Linked DNA regions of Homo sapiens: region 1 is linked to region 2. Evidence: read pairs that join two places in POLR2A ChIA-PET (ENCODE). Cell type or tissue: Panc1. All regions are shown on one strand. Region 1 overlaps CELSR1 (cadherin EGF LAG seven-pass G-type receptor 1). Region 2 overlaps CELSR1 (cadherin EGF LAG seven-pass G-type receptor 1).

Region 1 (8,000 bases), 76 kb before region 2:
AGGTGACTTTCTACCACCTGACCAGGCCTGTGTTTGGGAACGGAAACCAAGTGACTTATCTGTCACATCACATAGCAGCATCGGGGCAGCCCCCACCTGCCACAGCGCCTGCAAGCAGGGCCCTGCACCACCTTTCTGGCAGAGCTCGCTAGCCACCTGAAGACCCCTCTATCGGCTTCTATGCCCCCATCACTTGGGCTCAAGGAGGCAGGAACATCCTGAGTCCGAGATGCAGGGTAAGTAAAGGCAGTGGCCGCCGACTTCACCAACTGATGGGAGCACGTGCAGACTGCCTTAGCAGAGGCCCCACTAGTGGATTTGACAGAACACCTGCTGGGGCTGGAGAAGCCAGGGAAGCTCACGAAGGGCGTGACCTTTCACGCAGCCACGGAACACCTGGGGAGCATCCCCATCCCCTCCTCTTAAACACGGAACTTCCTATGAGACAGAATCAAAGCCAACAAGGCCCTGAGGGCAAAATTACCAGCCTGCATGGCCACCTCCTTTATCATAAGGATTTTACATACTTTGCAAGGCTTAATTAACTTTGTAAAAGTTTAGCTTCTTTATCTTACATATTCTGTATATCCAATTATCTTTTTGTTTATTTTTTTTGTTTTATTTTTGAGACAGAGTCTCACTCTGTCGCCCAGGCTAGAGTGCAGTGGCACGGTCTTGGCTCACTGCAACCTCTACCTCCCAGGTTCAAGAGATTCTCCTGCCTCAGCCTCCCGAGTAGCTGAGATTATGGGCACCTGCCACCACGCCCGGCTAATTTTTTTGTATTTTTAGTAGAGATGGGGTTTTGCCAGGTTGGCCAGGCTGGTTTTGAACTCCTGACTTCAAGTGATCTGCCTGCCTCGGCCTCCCAAAGTGCTAGGATTACAGGCGTGAGCCACCGTGCCTGGCCCTCAAATGATTTTTTTAAACAGAATATTTAAAAGAAAAAACCAGGGCCGGGCGCAGTGGCTCACACCTGTAATCGCAGCACTTTGGGAGGCCAAGGGGGGGCGGATCACGAGGTCAGGTGACTGAGACCATCCTGGCCAACACGGTGAAACCCCGTCTCTACTAAAAAAAAATAATAATAATAAAAAATAAATAAATAAATAAATAAAAATTAGCCGGGCATGGTGGTGGGCGCCTGTAGTCCCAGCTACTCAGGAGACTGAGGCAGGAGAATGGTGTGAACCCAGGAGGTGGAGCTTGCAGTGAGCTGAGATCACGCCACTGCACTCCAGCCTGGGCGACAGAGCGAGACTCCATCTCAAAAAAAAAAAAAATGGCTCATAGTCCCATGACCCAGATAACTGCTATATTGTTTTTTTAAATACAAAGAACTCAAGTGCATGTAAGAAGGCACAGAAGGGCATAAAAGGAACACGAAATCCACCTCACTTTGCATTCTTCTTCCCATTGGTATCCACCTTTGCTATAAGGGCCACGATGATGCCTCCTGCACTGTACGTCTGGCCTCTGCAATGCCACCTCCTGGCTCTTGCCACCAATGGTCCATGTCTCTACCTAGAGGCTGGGCTTGGCCACATGACCTGGGCAACAGGACATCAGGGCACAAGGACACGAGATAAGGCCTGGAAAGCACCGTGCACTGGGACTCGCCCTCTCTGGCTGCTAGGAACCCCCTGCCACCAAGTGAACGGCCAGGGTGGCCTGCTGGAAGATGAGAGGCCCCAGCTGCCATGGCTAACGGCCAGGTCATATGAGTGAGGCCTTCACACAGCCCTGGCTGAATCGCATAGACCAGAAGAACCAGCAGCCAAACCACTGCATCACCAGGAATAATAAATATCTGATCAAGACTCCATGCTGGCCAGGCGCGGTGGCTCACGCCTGTAATCCCAGCACTTTGGGAGGCCGAGGGGGGCAGATCACCTGAGGTCAGGAGTTCAAGACCAGCCTCAACATGGAGAAACCCCGTCTCTACTAAAAATACAAAATTAGCCGGGCGTGGTGGTGCAGGCCTGTAATCCCACCTACTCGGGAGGCTGAGGCAGGAGAATTGCTTGAACCTGGGAGGCAGAGGTTGCGGTGAGCCGAGATCGCGCCTTTACACTCCAGCCTGGGCAACAGGAGCGAAACTTCGTCTCAGAAAAAAAAAAAAAAAAAGACTCCATGCTTTAGGCAGTTTATGACCTTGAAAAAGCTATCCGATGAGCACTATTAACAAGTATGGGCCGGGTGCGGTGGCTCACGCCTATAATCCAGCACTTTGGGAGGCTGAGGCAGTTGGATCACCTGAGGTCAGGAGTTCGAGACCAGCCTGGCCAACATGGTGAAATCCCATCTCTACTAAAAATACCAAAATTAGCCAGGCGTGGTGGTGGTGCGCACCTGTAATCCCAGCTACTTGGGAGGCTGAGGGCAGGAGAATGGCTTGAACTCAGGAGGCGGAGGTTGCAGTGAGCCGAGATTGTGCCAGCCTGGGTGACAGAGTGAGACTGCATCTCAAAACAAACAAAGAAAAAAAACACAAGTTTGTTGTTTTGGAGAGCATAGGGTTATCCTTCAGAAAAACATATGTATATACCAGCAAACATTGTAAATCTTAAAAAAAAATTTTTTTTTAAGACAAGAGTCTCACTCTTTCGCCCAGGTTGGAGTGCAGTGGTACAATCATGGCTTACAACAGCCTCGACCTTCCAGGCCCAAGTAATCCTCCCACCTCAGCCTCCCAAGCAGCTGGGACCATAGGCACATGCACCACACACCCGGCTAATTTTTTTTTTTTTACTTTGTATTTTGAAGAGATGTATTCTCCCTATGTTGCCCAGGCTGATCTTGAACTCCTGGGCTCAAGCAATCCTCCCACCTTAGCCTCCCAAAGTGCTGGGGTTACAGGCGTGAGCCACCACACCTGGCCTGAAAGTTATTTTGATGAAACTTTCTATTTTGAGACAATTTTAGAGGTACATGCAATTGTAAAACAATAATACAGAGATATCCCATGTACCCCTTACAGTTTCCATCCATGGAAACACCCTGCAAAAAGATAGTATAATATCAAACCCAGGTACAAACACTGACACAGTCCAGACAGAACGTTCCATCACTACAAGGACCCTGCCTGTGTCCTATCACAGCCACACCCACTTCCCTCCTGTCCCCAGCCCAATCCCAGGCAACCACTACTCTGTTTTCCATTGTTATTCTGTCGTATTAAGAATGTCATAAATGCCAGGTGCAGTGGCTTATGCCTGTAATCCCAACACTTTGGAAGCACGAGATGGGTGGATTACTTGAGGTCAGGAGTTCAAAACCAGCCTGACCAACATGGTGAAACCCCTTCTCTACTAAAAATACAAAATTAGCCGAGCATGGTGGTGTGTGCCTGCAATCTCAGCTACTTGGGAGCCGAGGCAGGAGAATCACTTGAACCCAGGATGTGGAGGTTGCAGTGAGCTGAGATCGTGCCACTGCACTCCAGCCTGGGATACAAGGCAAAACTCTGTCTGAAAAGCAAACAAACAAAAAAACACAATGTCATACAAACGGAATCACATAGTATGGTCCTTTTGGGGGTTGCCTTTTCCCACTCAGCAGAGTGAGAAGTTGTTTGGTGCTAAGAAGTATTCCCTGTTCCATGGTACGGACATACCAGTTTGTTTAACCATTCACCCAGTGACGGCCATCTGGGCTGTCTCCCATTTGGGGATATTATGAAAAGCTGCTGTACCACTTGTGTGCAGGTTTCTGTGTCAACATGAATCACATCTATATTCATGAGGAACAGTGGTCTGTGGTTTTGTTTAGTCTGTCTTCATCTGGTATTGGAATGAGGGTAATGCTTCATGAACTGAACTGGGAAGTGCTCTCTATTTTCTGGAAGAGATGTTGCAGAATTGATGTAATTCTTTAAATATTTGTTAGAATTCTCTTGTGAAGCCATCTGGGCCCGGAGATTTCCTTTTTGGGAATGTTAAACTACAAATTCTATTTCCTCAATAGTGTATACAGCCATTCAAAGGACTGACTTCATCTTGGGTGAGTTGTAGTAGTTTGTGTTTTTTGAGGAGTTGGTCCGTGCATCTGGGTTTTAAATGTACACATGTAGAGTTCTTTTTATTAATTATTCCCTTATTACCCTTTTTAACATCTACAAAGCCTATTTTATTCCTGATATTGGCAATTTGTCTTCTCTTTTCCTTATCAGTCACGCTAGAAGTTTTCCCCCGCTTTGAAAAGATTTTGTTAATCTTAAAGAATCGGCTCTTTGTTTCATTGATTTTCTCTATTGTTTTGCTGTTTCAATTTCACTGACTGCTGCTCTTATCTTTATTATTTCCTTCTTTCTGCTGGCTTTGGGTTTATTTTGTTCTTATTCTAGGTTCTTGAAGCAGAAGCTCAGATTATTGATTTGAAACATCCCCCTTTTCTAATGTAAGTATTTAGTGCTATACATTTCCCTCTCAGCACTGCTTTAGCTGCAGCCCACAGCTTTTGTTATTTTGGATTTTTATTCCCTTTAAATTTGTTTTAAAAACCTTCCTTCTTCCCTTCCTCCCTTCTTTTTTGAATAATGAAATATTTCAGTCACGTCTCTATGCAGACCCATCTCCAACTGCTGGAGTCGGCTAGTACCATCAGGGCTGAGTGAGGCAGAGCAGCAAGGCTGGGGAGGGCGCAGCCGGGGAGGGGGCTGAGTGAAGCTGCAGCCTGGTGAGGTTGGAAGGTTGTTTAGATAATGGAAGGTTGAGAAAAATCACTAACTATACTGAGGAAAATGAGAACAAGGTTTCTAACTGGTAAAGAGTTACACATATAGAAGAGGAAAAACAACAAGAATGACCTCTAACTCTGCTTGGGTTGCTGTAACAGAGGCTGAGCGCCTTGTAAACAACATGCATCTGTTTCTCACAGTTCTGGAGGCTGCGAGTCCAAAATCAAGGTGCTGGTAGATTGAACGTCTGGCAAGGGTTCGCCACCCGGTTCCTAGACCACACCTTCTTACCACATCCTCACATGACAGAAGGGGTGAGGGGCGGTCTTGGGGCTCTTTTATAAGGACATTCATTCCACTCGCGGGAGACCCTGATCACCTCCCAAAGGCTGCACTTCCTAATACTATCACCTTGGGGGTGAGGATTTCAATATAGCAATTTGGGGGTGCTATGGTCTGAAGTGTCCCCCAAAGTTCACGTGTTGAAACTTCATGGCCAATGGGATGGTTTCAAGAGATGGGCCCTTTAGGAGGTGGTAAAGTCATGAGGGTGAGCCCCTCAAGAATGGGATAAGGGCCTCAATAAAAGGGCCCATGGGAGTGGGTCCACTGTCTTGCATTCTTCCGCCATGTGAGGACCCCAGACGCTGCCATTTATGAGGAATGGGCCTTCGCCAGGCCCCAAACCTGCAGGTGCTCAGGCTTCCAGCCTCCAGGACTCAGAGAAATCAATCTCTGTGGTTTGTAAGTACCCAGCCTTGTGTGTTCTGTTACCAGGCAGCACGAATGGGCTGGGACGGCATCAGGGGGATGTGAATGTGCAGAGCAGAGCAAACGCAGCAGTGCTCCAGTGAAGTTCATGGCTTCCAATAGGGAGTGATAGATAAATAGGAAAAAAAGATCAATATGAAGTGTGTGTGCATGTATATATGTACACACACACACACCTACACAGACGTCTATGTCCTAGCTCTGCCCAGTAAGAGAGACTGGGAGTGAGACACCCCAAAGCAATGAGCACACCAAGCACCCAGATCTGGATTTCTAAATGCCACCCTCCACTAAAAGAACCAGGCTCGGCCAGGTGCAGTGGCTTATGCCTGTAATCCTAACTGTTTGGGAGGCCAAGGCAGGGAGATCACCTGAGGTCAGGAGTTTGAAAACAACCTGGCCAACATGGTGAAACTCCAATCTCTACTAAAAGTACAAAAATTAACCGGGTGTGGTGGCGCGCACCTGTAAACCCAGCTACTCAGGAGGCTGAGGCAGGAGAATTGCTTGAACCTGGGAGGCAGAGGTTGCAGTGAGCCAAGACAGCAACAAAGGCGCCTGGGCGACAGAGCGGGACTCCATCTCAAAAATAAAATAAATAAAATACACCCTACAACTATGGCTTTTAAAATCTAGTAACAAGATCCTGGGAGCTCCTCCCCTCATCACCGCACAGAACCCCACCGCACTGTTGGCAATGGTTGTTGACGTTCCGCTGTCGGAGGACCTTATATTCTATTAAATACCTTCCAAGTTCGTTTCTGTAAGTTGGATTCTGTGCGTGTAATTGGCACTCAATTAACATGGAAGGGAGAGAAGGAGGGAGGGAAAGGGAAGGCTACGTGGCCTCACCCAGGGGACCACACAACTGTCTAACCACGGCAGATCTGTAGAGCCCAGAAAGGGTCCCATCAAAAAACCTCACCCTGACCCAAGTGTCTGGGTGGAAGTCCTCGAGTTTTTAGAACATGTGCAGAAACGGAGAAGCTCCCCCGACCCCAGGGGTGCTCCGGGGGTACATCTCCCACTCTCCTTGGGACTCTGGGGTTTAATGTGCAGCACAGACCCAAGAGGTTTTGAATGACCTGACAAGCAACAGGTGAGCAATCCCTAATGACAGCAGGACCTAGCGGTCATCTCAAGGTCATGGAAATCTCAAAGCACTTACATCCTCTGCTCAACAGAAGCAGAGGCCGGTCCTCCGGTTTGTTGCAACCGGGCCTCATGCTGTCTTTATAAAAGCACTTTCCGCAGCATGCCAAAGACAGCCCCGCGCCATCTCAGAATCACCAGAACCAGAGGAAGCCAAATTGCCGAGGCAGAGTCCCAAGGACTCCAGCAGCCAGCTCAGGCATGGGGCTTCATTGCGTGTGGTCTAGCCACCCGTGGCCAGCATGGCGATCGCGACCAGCACAGCATCGTCCCCGGCCAGGTGACGGATGCCGAGTGCCCCTTGGAGACCACCTGCTGCCCACGTAGAGGCTGCTGCCTCAAGCTCCGGCCCAGGGTCTCGCATCTCCACCTGAAGCTACCAGGACTCCCGCTAGCTGAGCTCCCGTCTCACTAGCCCAGTGGTTCTCATCCAGGGCATGACCTCAGGGGCCTGACAATGATGAAGACCTCTTGGTTGTCAAAACCGGGTTAGGGGAACAGCTGGAGTCTAGTGACCAGAGGTCAGGAATGCTGCCCAGAACAGGCCTCACAATGAAGGGTCATCGTCCCCAAGGGGCGGCAGTGCCCAGGTGGGAAATCCTGACGCGGCTGCTCACCGCCTCCCACATCTGCTTCATGCGGGATCTCCCAGCAGCTCTGGGCCTCCTGGCGCTCCACCTCACTGCCTCACTGCACAGCTCACTCACGGGTCCCCAGCGGGCCACACTGCCTGGTGTCCATGTCAGGCACTACCTCCCCTGCATGTCCCTGCCTCCCCAGCTGGCCAGGAGACTGTGCTCCAGGCTCTGGGCAGGCTCAGCTGGCTTTAGAAGATGCCCAGGTCAGGTGGACACGAGCCACCCTTGCTTCCCCAGGGCCCCGTTAAACATCTTGCTGGCACGTCTGTGTCCCCGACCCTGCCAGGAGCTCCTGGAACAAGGTGGGGTCTAAACGTGATCCCCGCAGGCAGCCTCAGGGAAGCACAGTAAGGGAATGACCCGCTCAGTGCAGCCCCGAGGATCCCCATCCTTCCAGACGGCCCCTCCCTAGCACTGTCTCCGTGGGGAATAAGCTTCTCCCCACACTTCCCAAACACCCAGGATGCCGAGGGCGATGGAGGAGCAGCAAACACTTAAGCATAATGAGGGCAAAACCGATTCTCAAGTGGGGAGAACGTTTTCCGTCAGGCATGTCCACCCTTTTGAAGTTGTGGACACACCTTCAAACCAGCCTTGAGGGAAAAAACAAACAAACAAACAAACAAAAAACCAGCCTGGGGTGAAGCAACGACTGAAAATGCTCCACTCGGCCCCAAACCTCCCGGCGTGGCTGTGGGCGTGGGGGCTGTGTTGTTCATCTGTGCTTGGCGGAGCGCCACACAAATGTACAAGTGCCTGCC
Region 2 (8,000 bases):
TGTATTCTCCTGCTCTCTTCTTTTAGAAGGACTTGCCATTGGAGTTAGGGCCCCTAATCCAGGATGATCCCATCTCAAAAATCCTTAATTTAGTTATATCTACAAAGACTTTTTTTCCAAATAAGTCATGTTACATGTTCTGGGCATTCATATCTTCTGGGGGTGGGGGACACTGTTCAACCTACTACATGGAGTAATCCTTAAACACAATGTTATTCTCACCAGATTCCTATGGGGTTTTCTTTTCTAATTCAACAGACCTTTATAATGTATTTATTGAGCTCACACAGAAGAGAGTACCCATTAGAATAATCTAAGAAAACTATGTAAAAGAACAATGGGAGAAAATGTGCTCCACCACCTCTCAGAATATGCTAGAATGTAACTGTGATTAAGATAGTCTGGTGGGGCCAGGCACGGTGGCTCACGCTTGTAATCCCAGCACTTTGGGAGGCCAAGGTGGGTGGATCGCCTGAGGTCGGGAGTTGGAGACCAGCCTGACCAACATGGAGAAACCCCGTCTCTAATAAAAATACAAAATTAGCTGGGTGTGGTGGCGCACACCTGTAAGTCCCAGCTACTCGGGAGGCTGAGGCAGGAGAATCACTTTAACACGGGAGGTGGAGGTTGCAATGAGCCAAGATCGTGCCACTGCACTCCAGCCTGGGCAACAAGAGTGAAACTCTGTCTCAAAAAAAAAAAAAAAAAAAAAAAAAAAGCGAAACTCTGTCTCAAAAAAAAAAAAAAAAAAAAAAAGATAGTCCAGTGGGATCAGCCACGGTGGCTCACGCCTGTAATCCCAGCACTCTGGGAGGCCAAGGCGGATGGATCGCCTGAGGTCAAGAGTTCAAGACCAGCTTGGCCAACATGGTGAAACCCCACCTCTACTAAAAATACAAAAAAATTAGCCGGGCGTGGTGGCAGGGGGCCTGTAATCCCAGGTACTCAGGAGGCTGAGGCAGGAGAGTCACTTGAATCCAGGAGGCGGAGGTTGTAGTGAGCTGAGATTGTCCCACTCCACTGTACCCTGGGGACAGAGTGAGACTCTGTCTCAAAAAAAAAAAAAAGAAAAAGAAAAAACAACACTCCGGTGGTATGGGATAGAAATAAACATGGACAGGGAGGTGACAGACGCTTCCTCTCCTGTGGCTGTGGAATGAGGTTTATGATAAAAGGTGGCATTTCAGGGATGGTGGGAGAGACTCTTCAAATAAAAGATATTAAGACAACTGGGAAAACTAAGCCTCCGCCCCCTAACATTACCCCAAAATTAACTCAATAAATTAAAGAGCAACCCATGATGGGAAATAAGCCTATAAACCATTAAAGTAAAACATGGGGCCGGGCTCGGTGGCTCACACCTGTAATCCCAGCACTCTGGGAGGCCGAGGCAGGTGGACTACCTGAGGTCAGGAGTTCAAGACCAGCCTGGCCAACATGGTGAAACCCTGTCTCTACTAAAAATACAAAAATTAGCCAGGCATGGTGGCTCACGCCTGTAATCCCAGCTACTCCGGAGACTGAGGCAGGAGAATTGCTTGAGCCCGGGCGATGGCGGTTGCAGTGAGCCGAGATCGTGCCACTGCACTCCAGCCTGGGCGATAGAGTAAGACTCTGTTGCAAATCTAAAAAAAAAAAAAAAAAAAAGTTAAACATGGGAGAGTTTTACACTCCTGGGCTCAGCAATGCTAACCCCCACACAGAAACCACAGAGGAAAACTGAGACAGGACAGGAATTGGCAGACCACAAGAAATACAGACAGCCAGTCAACATCTGAAACGAAGCTTCCTGGCAAAGGAATCAGAGGAAGGTGAAAATCACAGGCTACTTAGTACCCATCAGATTGGCAAAAATCTTAGACAATGATAACATCAAGCCTGTGAGGACATAGACGAACAGGCTTAGATGCCAGTGGCGAGAATATCAATCAGCAAAGCACTTTTTTGGGACAATTTGGTAATGTGATCAAGCTTTAAACACGATAAATCCATCCAATTGTATATATCTATTTTCAGGAAGCCCTGGCACAGATATGCAAAGACTTGTCCCAAGGACGGTCACCACTGAGTCACAAGAGCAAGAAATGTAACATGACCCACACCCCCATCTGTCCCTACCACAGGAGATTTTGCAGAATTTTCTCAAACTGTATCGAGGCAGCTTCCCGCGTGCTCCTGGTCCCCCACCCTTGGGACACCATCTCCCAGCATCCTCTGCTCTCGTCCCTCAGAACCCCAAGCCATTAGGCGCTGGCCCGGGATGGCCCTCTTCTGGATCCTTCTCATCTGTCAGACATAAAACCCCTCCACCGTCTGCAAACCCCTCTCCTAAAAGCCAGAACCGTGCCTCTTCCTCTCCTCCAGAACACGCCAGGCTCCAGGAGTGACCATCACCACCCAGCGGCCGCCCCCACCACCCTGAATGTCCATTTCCACCCCATGCCTGGCTCAAGGCTCAGCGGCGACCTCTCCCGCTTATCTTCCCAAACGGGTTGTTTTCTGTGAGTCCGGACTCTCTGCTCTGATCCCACCCCAGCCCCTGATCCTCCCAGCATGATCCCACCCCAGCCCCTGGTCCTCCCAGCATGATCCCACCCCAGCCCCTGGTCCTCCCAGCATGATCCCACCCCAGCCCCTGGTCCTCCCAGCATTGCTCAGCAGGAAAGCTGGGCTCACGGTGTCTGCAGGACTCAAGGAAGGGACATAACTGCGACAAAACCCTGGCGCCCGGTTTTCAGCACCGCGCTAGGTTTTAACTGCCTGCTGGAGATGACCTTTTATATGGAGCCGCTGACAGCCCCCTCCCCCATGGCGCAGAGATCACATTTACAGCGGTGGCGGTAACCATGGAAACTGGCAGTCGGTGCAGGAGGGCGAACGGTTGATGGGCAACCATGGGGACAATGGCAAGGCTCTGGGCTTATTCAGATGACTGGGGTGTGCTGAATGGGCTCTGAGCACAAAGGCCACTGGGAGCTCTGGGAGCTTCCAAAGGGGGCGTCAATGACACCCATAACTTGTCACAGAAGAACAGAGGCCCGAGCTAGCCCACACCTGTGTTTTTTGATCTCTGGGGGAGTTTACAACAATGACTCTGCAGGCCTTTTGTCAGATGCCATTTTTCTTACTTTATTATAATTATCTGGTCTGTTTTCTGGGTGACCTGGGAGCCTTTGACTGCAGTTTCAGAATGAAGCTCACCACCGTGTCCCCACAACTGGAGCTGCCCGGGAGGCCAGCAGCAGGTCAGGCCACTACATTGCGTCTCTCAGGCTCAGAACATCCCCCATCTGCGGGCAGAGCTGTCCTTGTAAGCACGCCCATGATGGGACCCGAAAATCAGCCCATTTACATGCCAAGTGCTGAGAACCCTGTTTCTAACACCCCTCCAGAGACCCAAAGATCTGAAATGTTAAGATGTTTCCACTAAGAAAAGTTTATTTATTTATTTATTTTATTTTATTTTTTATTTTATTTTATTTCATTTTTTATTGAGACAGAGTCTTGCTCTGTCACCCAGGCTAGAGTGCAATGGCATGATCTCAGCTCACCGCAACCTTCGCCTCCCGGGTTCAAGCAATTCTCCTGCCTCAGCCTCCCAGTAACTGGGCTTACAGGCACCCGCCATCATGCCCGGCTAATTTTTTTTTTTTTTTTTTTTTTTTTGAGACAGAGTCTCGCTCTGTTGCCCTGGCTGGAGTGCAGTGGTGTGATCTCGGCTCACTGTAACTTCCACCTCCCGATTCAAGCCATTCTCCTGCCTCAACCTCCAGAGTAGCTGGGATTACAGGCATGCACCACCACGCCGGGCTAATTTTTGTATTTTTAGTAGAGACGAGGTTTCACCATGTTGGCCAGGCTGGTCTCAAATTCCTGACCTCAGGTGATCCACCCGCCTCGACCTCCCAGAGTGCTGGTATTACAGGTGTGAGCCACCGCGCCCTGCCCCACTAAGAAAAGTTTTAAACAGACATTTAAATAAGCTAATAGGAGACCTTTTCGTGAAGTGGCATCTCATAGGAACCTACGGAAACACGCAAATATCCAGCCCTGAAAGCTGAAAACAAGCTGTGAGCCAAAACACTGTATGATGTGCTTTTTTTCCTTCAGTCAATGCAACAAAGATCTGAAATGTTATTTGTTTTTAAATGCCAAACATCACTCCCTTCAACACTGACATCTCAGATGAGCAATAGCAGAATGGATCTTTCCATGAACTCCAAGAGTAATTCCCCAAAAAGAATTCCCGAAGAGTTCCCCCGCTGGCACAGTCATGGGCTTCCTTGTCTTGAAGAGAAAACAAAGAAAAATCATCTGATCTGCACCCTCCAGGGAGTAATATGTGACTCACTTCATTCTGAAGGAGCAGAGGAAGCTCATTACATTTTTATAAACTACTCAGAAAACTGCCCTGTAGAAAACAGGGCTGGGCGTGGTGGTTCAGGCCTGTAACCCCAGCACCTTGGGAGGCCAAAGTAGGAGTATCCCTTGAGCCCAGGATTTTGAGACCAGTCCAGGCAATGTAGCAAGGCTCCATCTCCAGAAAAAATAAAGTAGCTGGGCACAGTGGCGCACAAGCCTGCAGTCCCAGCTACTCAGGAGGCTGAGGTGGGAGGATCACTTGAGCCCAGGAGGTCGGGGCTGCAGTGAGCTATGATTGTGCCACTGCACTCCAGCCTGGGTGACAGAGTGAGACCTCATCTCAAGAAAAGAAAGGGAAGGGAAGGGGAAGGGAGGGTGGGGAGGGGAGGAAGAGGGGAGGAAGAGGGGAGGGTAGGGAGGGGGAGAGGAGGTGGGGAAAGTTGGAGGAAAGGGGAAAGGGGAGGGAAGGGTAAAGTGGAAAGAAGAGGGAAGGGGAAAGGGGAGGGAAGGGGAGGGAAGGGTAAAGTGGAAAGAAGAGGGAAGGGGAAAGGGGAGGGAAGGGGAAGGAAAGGAGAAAGAGGAGGGAAGAGAGGGAGGGAAAGACGCAGAAAAGGAGGGAGGGAGAGAGGGACGTTATTGAGAAACTGGTGATCAAAGTCACTAGTGACAAAGCTGACTCTTCCGAAGCCCCAGTGGCATGGCCAATACTTTGCTTTGTGCTTTACAAATCCCTGTGAAATTGGTCTCACCACCCCACTGTCACATGGGGAAATCGAGATTCTCAGAAGCTGAGTGACAAACCTGAGGTCACCAGGCAAGTGACAGATGAACCCCATGATCATAGCCCCACACTCTCCTGACTCTCTCTAACTGTTCCCCCTTAACATTAACTATTAAACCACCGTGGCCAAAATCGGCAGCAAGGCGTTTTTAAAGAAGCATGCTCCGTAAGAGGTGGTACAGCCACTGCTGACCTTAACATAATTCCCGGGAGACAGCAAGCTGCACAAGAGTGTGCACCCCGGGAGCAGGTCCCCGCAGGCCACGGCACTCGGAGAGAAGATCAAAGGCTCGAGTTGGAAGTGCCCACTCCATGGGCAACTCCAGGACAGCCCCCCTTCTCCGTGCCCACCCTCTGCAGCAGCTTTGTCCCTTAACAGTCGGGGGAGGCTCTCTCCTGATGAGGTAAGTGGCCTCGGATGGCCTCAGATGGACAAGACTCAGCTTAGCTATAATCACAGGACAGGGACAGGACCTAAGACCCAAGCAGACTTGGAGCCCTTGGAATAGAGGCCAGCCCCCAGCAATCCAACCTGCCTCGCTCCAGCCAGGAGGGCAGCAGACCCTTTGCTGGGAGATTCAGCCTCTGCTTCCAGCGACCCTTTCATGCCAGACGCTACCAGGGCAGCTGAGAGGGTGCTGAGCACGCAGGACGGGAGCCACACCTGTACTTCCTTCTGTTTCCCAGCCTGGGTGCACTGATCTCCCCTCCCTGCCATCCCCATGGTGGTGAGGACACAGGGGAGGCCCCTACAGCCGTCCCCACTGTGACCACGGGAGGCTACTGAGACACAGGAAGAACCACATTCACTATGAACTCAACCAACTGCATCCAGCGAGAGGAAGCCAAGAGGCCCGAGGCCGGACCAGGCACTTCTTGATCCGCCCGTTCCTTCACTTAAGCCTCATGCAACCCTACGGGGTCAGTATTACTGTCCCTATTTTTAAAAACCGAAAACGGGGCCCAAAGAAGTTAAGCAAGTTGTCCAATGGCACACAGAAGCCACTAATGAACAAGACGGAGATCCCACAACAAAAAATATTTAAGGCTGGGTGCAGCGTCTCACGCCGGTAATCCCAGCACTTTGGGAGGCTGAGGCAGGAGAAACTGCTTAAGGCCAGGAGTTTGAGACCAGCCCTGGCAACACAGCAAGACCTCTGATAAAAACTAAAAAATTTTAAAAGTAGCCAGGTGTGGCGATGTGCATCCGTAGTCCCAGCTACTCAGGAGGCTGAGGCAGGAGGATGGCTTGAACCCAGGATTTGAGGTTACAGTGAGCTATGACAGTACCATGCACTCCGGCCTGGGCAACAGAGCAAGACCTTGTCTCAAGAAGAGAAAAAGAAAAACATAAACATTTAAGACCTACATGGCAAAAGAGACCATTGAGTTAAAATAAAATTCAAAATTATGAAAGATATTTGCAACAAGTTAAAAATTCAAAATAGTTAAAGAAATGTAAATCGATAAAAGATAAGCAATCTAACTGAAACTGCAGACTGGCAATTCACAGAAAAAACAGGAATGGCTGGCCAAGCGCAGTGGCTCACACCTATAATCCCAGCACTTTGGGAGGCCAAGGCAGGCGGATCACAAGGTCAGGAGTTTGAGATCAGCCTGGTCAATATGTTGAAACCCCATCTCTACTAAAAACACAAAAAAATTAGCCGGGTATGGTGGCAGGCACCTGTAGTCCCAACCACTTGGGAGGCCGAGGCAGGAGAATCGCTTGAACCCAGGAGGCGGAGGCAGCAGTGAGCTGAGATTGCGCCACTGCATCCCAGCCTGGCGACATCTGTCTCCAAAAAAAAAAAAAAAACAAAAAAAAACAGGAATGGCTGCTAAGCAGATAAAAAACTGCATCTTCCCCAAAGAGACATGCAAATCAAAAAAGGAAGACATTTATTTTTACCTACAGGATTAGAAAAGAATAAAAGAGCTAATCTCTCCAATGAGGATGAAAATATGGCAGATTTCATCTTCACACACGGCTGGCTCTAGTATTAATTAGCACAAATATTCCCGAGGCCATTTGACCACGGTTATCAAATGTGAGGTATGCAAATCCTCCGCACCAGTAATTTCACTTCTGAAAATTTATTCCTCAGCAAAACCTCAAAAGTTACTCACACACACACAGACCACACATCAAACTAATGTTCCCTGAAATGTTATATGAAAAAGAAACTTGGAAACAAATATAAAAAAGAGTGCTGGCTGAATATATTGCAATACATCAACACAGTGGAAAATGAGGCCATCTCAAAAGAGCAAGGAAAGGCCGGGTGCGGCGGCTCACGCCTGTAATCCCAGCACTTTGGGAGGCCGAGGCGGGCGGATCATGAGGTCAGGAGATCGAGACCATCCTGGCTAACACGGTGAAACCCCGTCTCTATTAAAAATACAAAAAATCAGCAAGGCATGGTGGCGGGCTCCTGTAGTCCCAGCTACTCGGGAGGCTGAGGCAGGAGAATGGCGTGAACCCGGGAGGCAGAGCTTGCAATGAGCCGAGATGGCGCCACTGCACTCCAGCCTGGGCGACAGAGCAAGACTCTGTCTCAAAAAAAAAAAAAAAAAAAAAGAGCAAGGCAGGTCTTCATTTGCTAGAACGCAAGGTCTGCAATCAAACATCCTTAAAAAGCAACTTGCAAACCGGGCGCGGTGGCTCACACTCATAATCCCAGCACTTTGGAAGGCTGAGGTGGGAAAATTGTTTGAGCCCAGGAGTTTGAAACCAGCCTGGGCAACACAGCGAGACCTGGTCTCTATAAACAATACAAAAGTGAGTATGCACCTGTAGTCCCAGCTACTGGGGAGGCTGAGGTGGGAGGACTGCTTGAGCCTGAGAGTGGAGGCT

What was found. Peaks named below come from ENCODE experiments on the same cell type or tissue, not always from the same donor. Only the 100,000 strongest peaks of a DNase experiment are listed, where the experiment ranks them.
Region 1: POLR2A ChIA-PET joins it to region 2 with 16 read pairs; 2 of 35 experiments call an interaction of 5 or more read pairs at or near these places.

What each region holds. Positions count from the first base shown.
Region 1 is chr22:46,421,498-46,429,497 of GRCh38, forward strand. All of the region lies in intron 5 of CELSR1 (cadherin EGF LAG seven-pass G-type receptor 1), which reads right to left. Among named protein-coding and RNA genes, the nearest start is that of TRMU, 90 kb to the left of the region's middle. In Panc1, no CTCF peak of the experiment used is centred here; no DNase peak of the experiment used is centred here.
Region 2 is chr22:46,497,559-46,505,558 of GRCh38, forward strand. All of the region lies in intron 1 of CELSR1 (cadherin EGF LAG seven-pass G-type receptor 1), which reads right to left. Among named protein-coding and RNA genes, the nearest start is that of CELSR1, 36 kb to the right of the region's middle. RefSeq lists an enhancer at 2,786-3,760. In Panc1, no CTCF peak of the experiment used is centred here; a DNase peak (open chromatin) is centred at 4,351.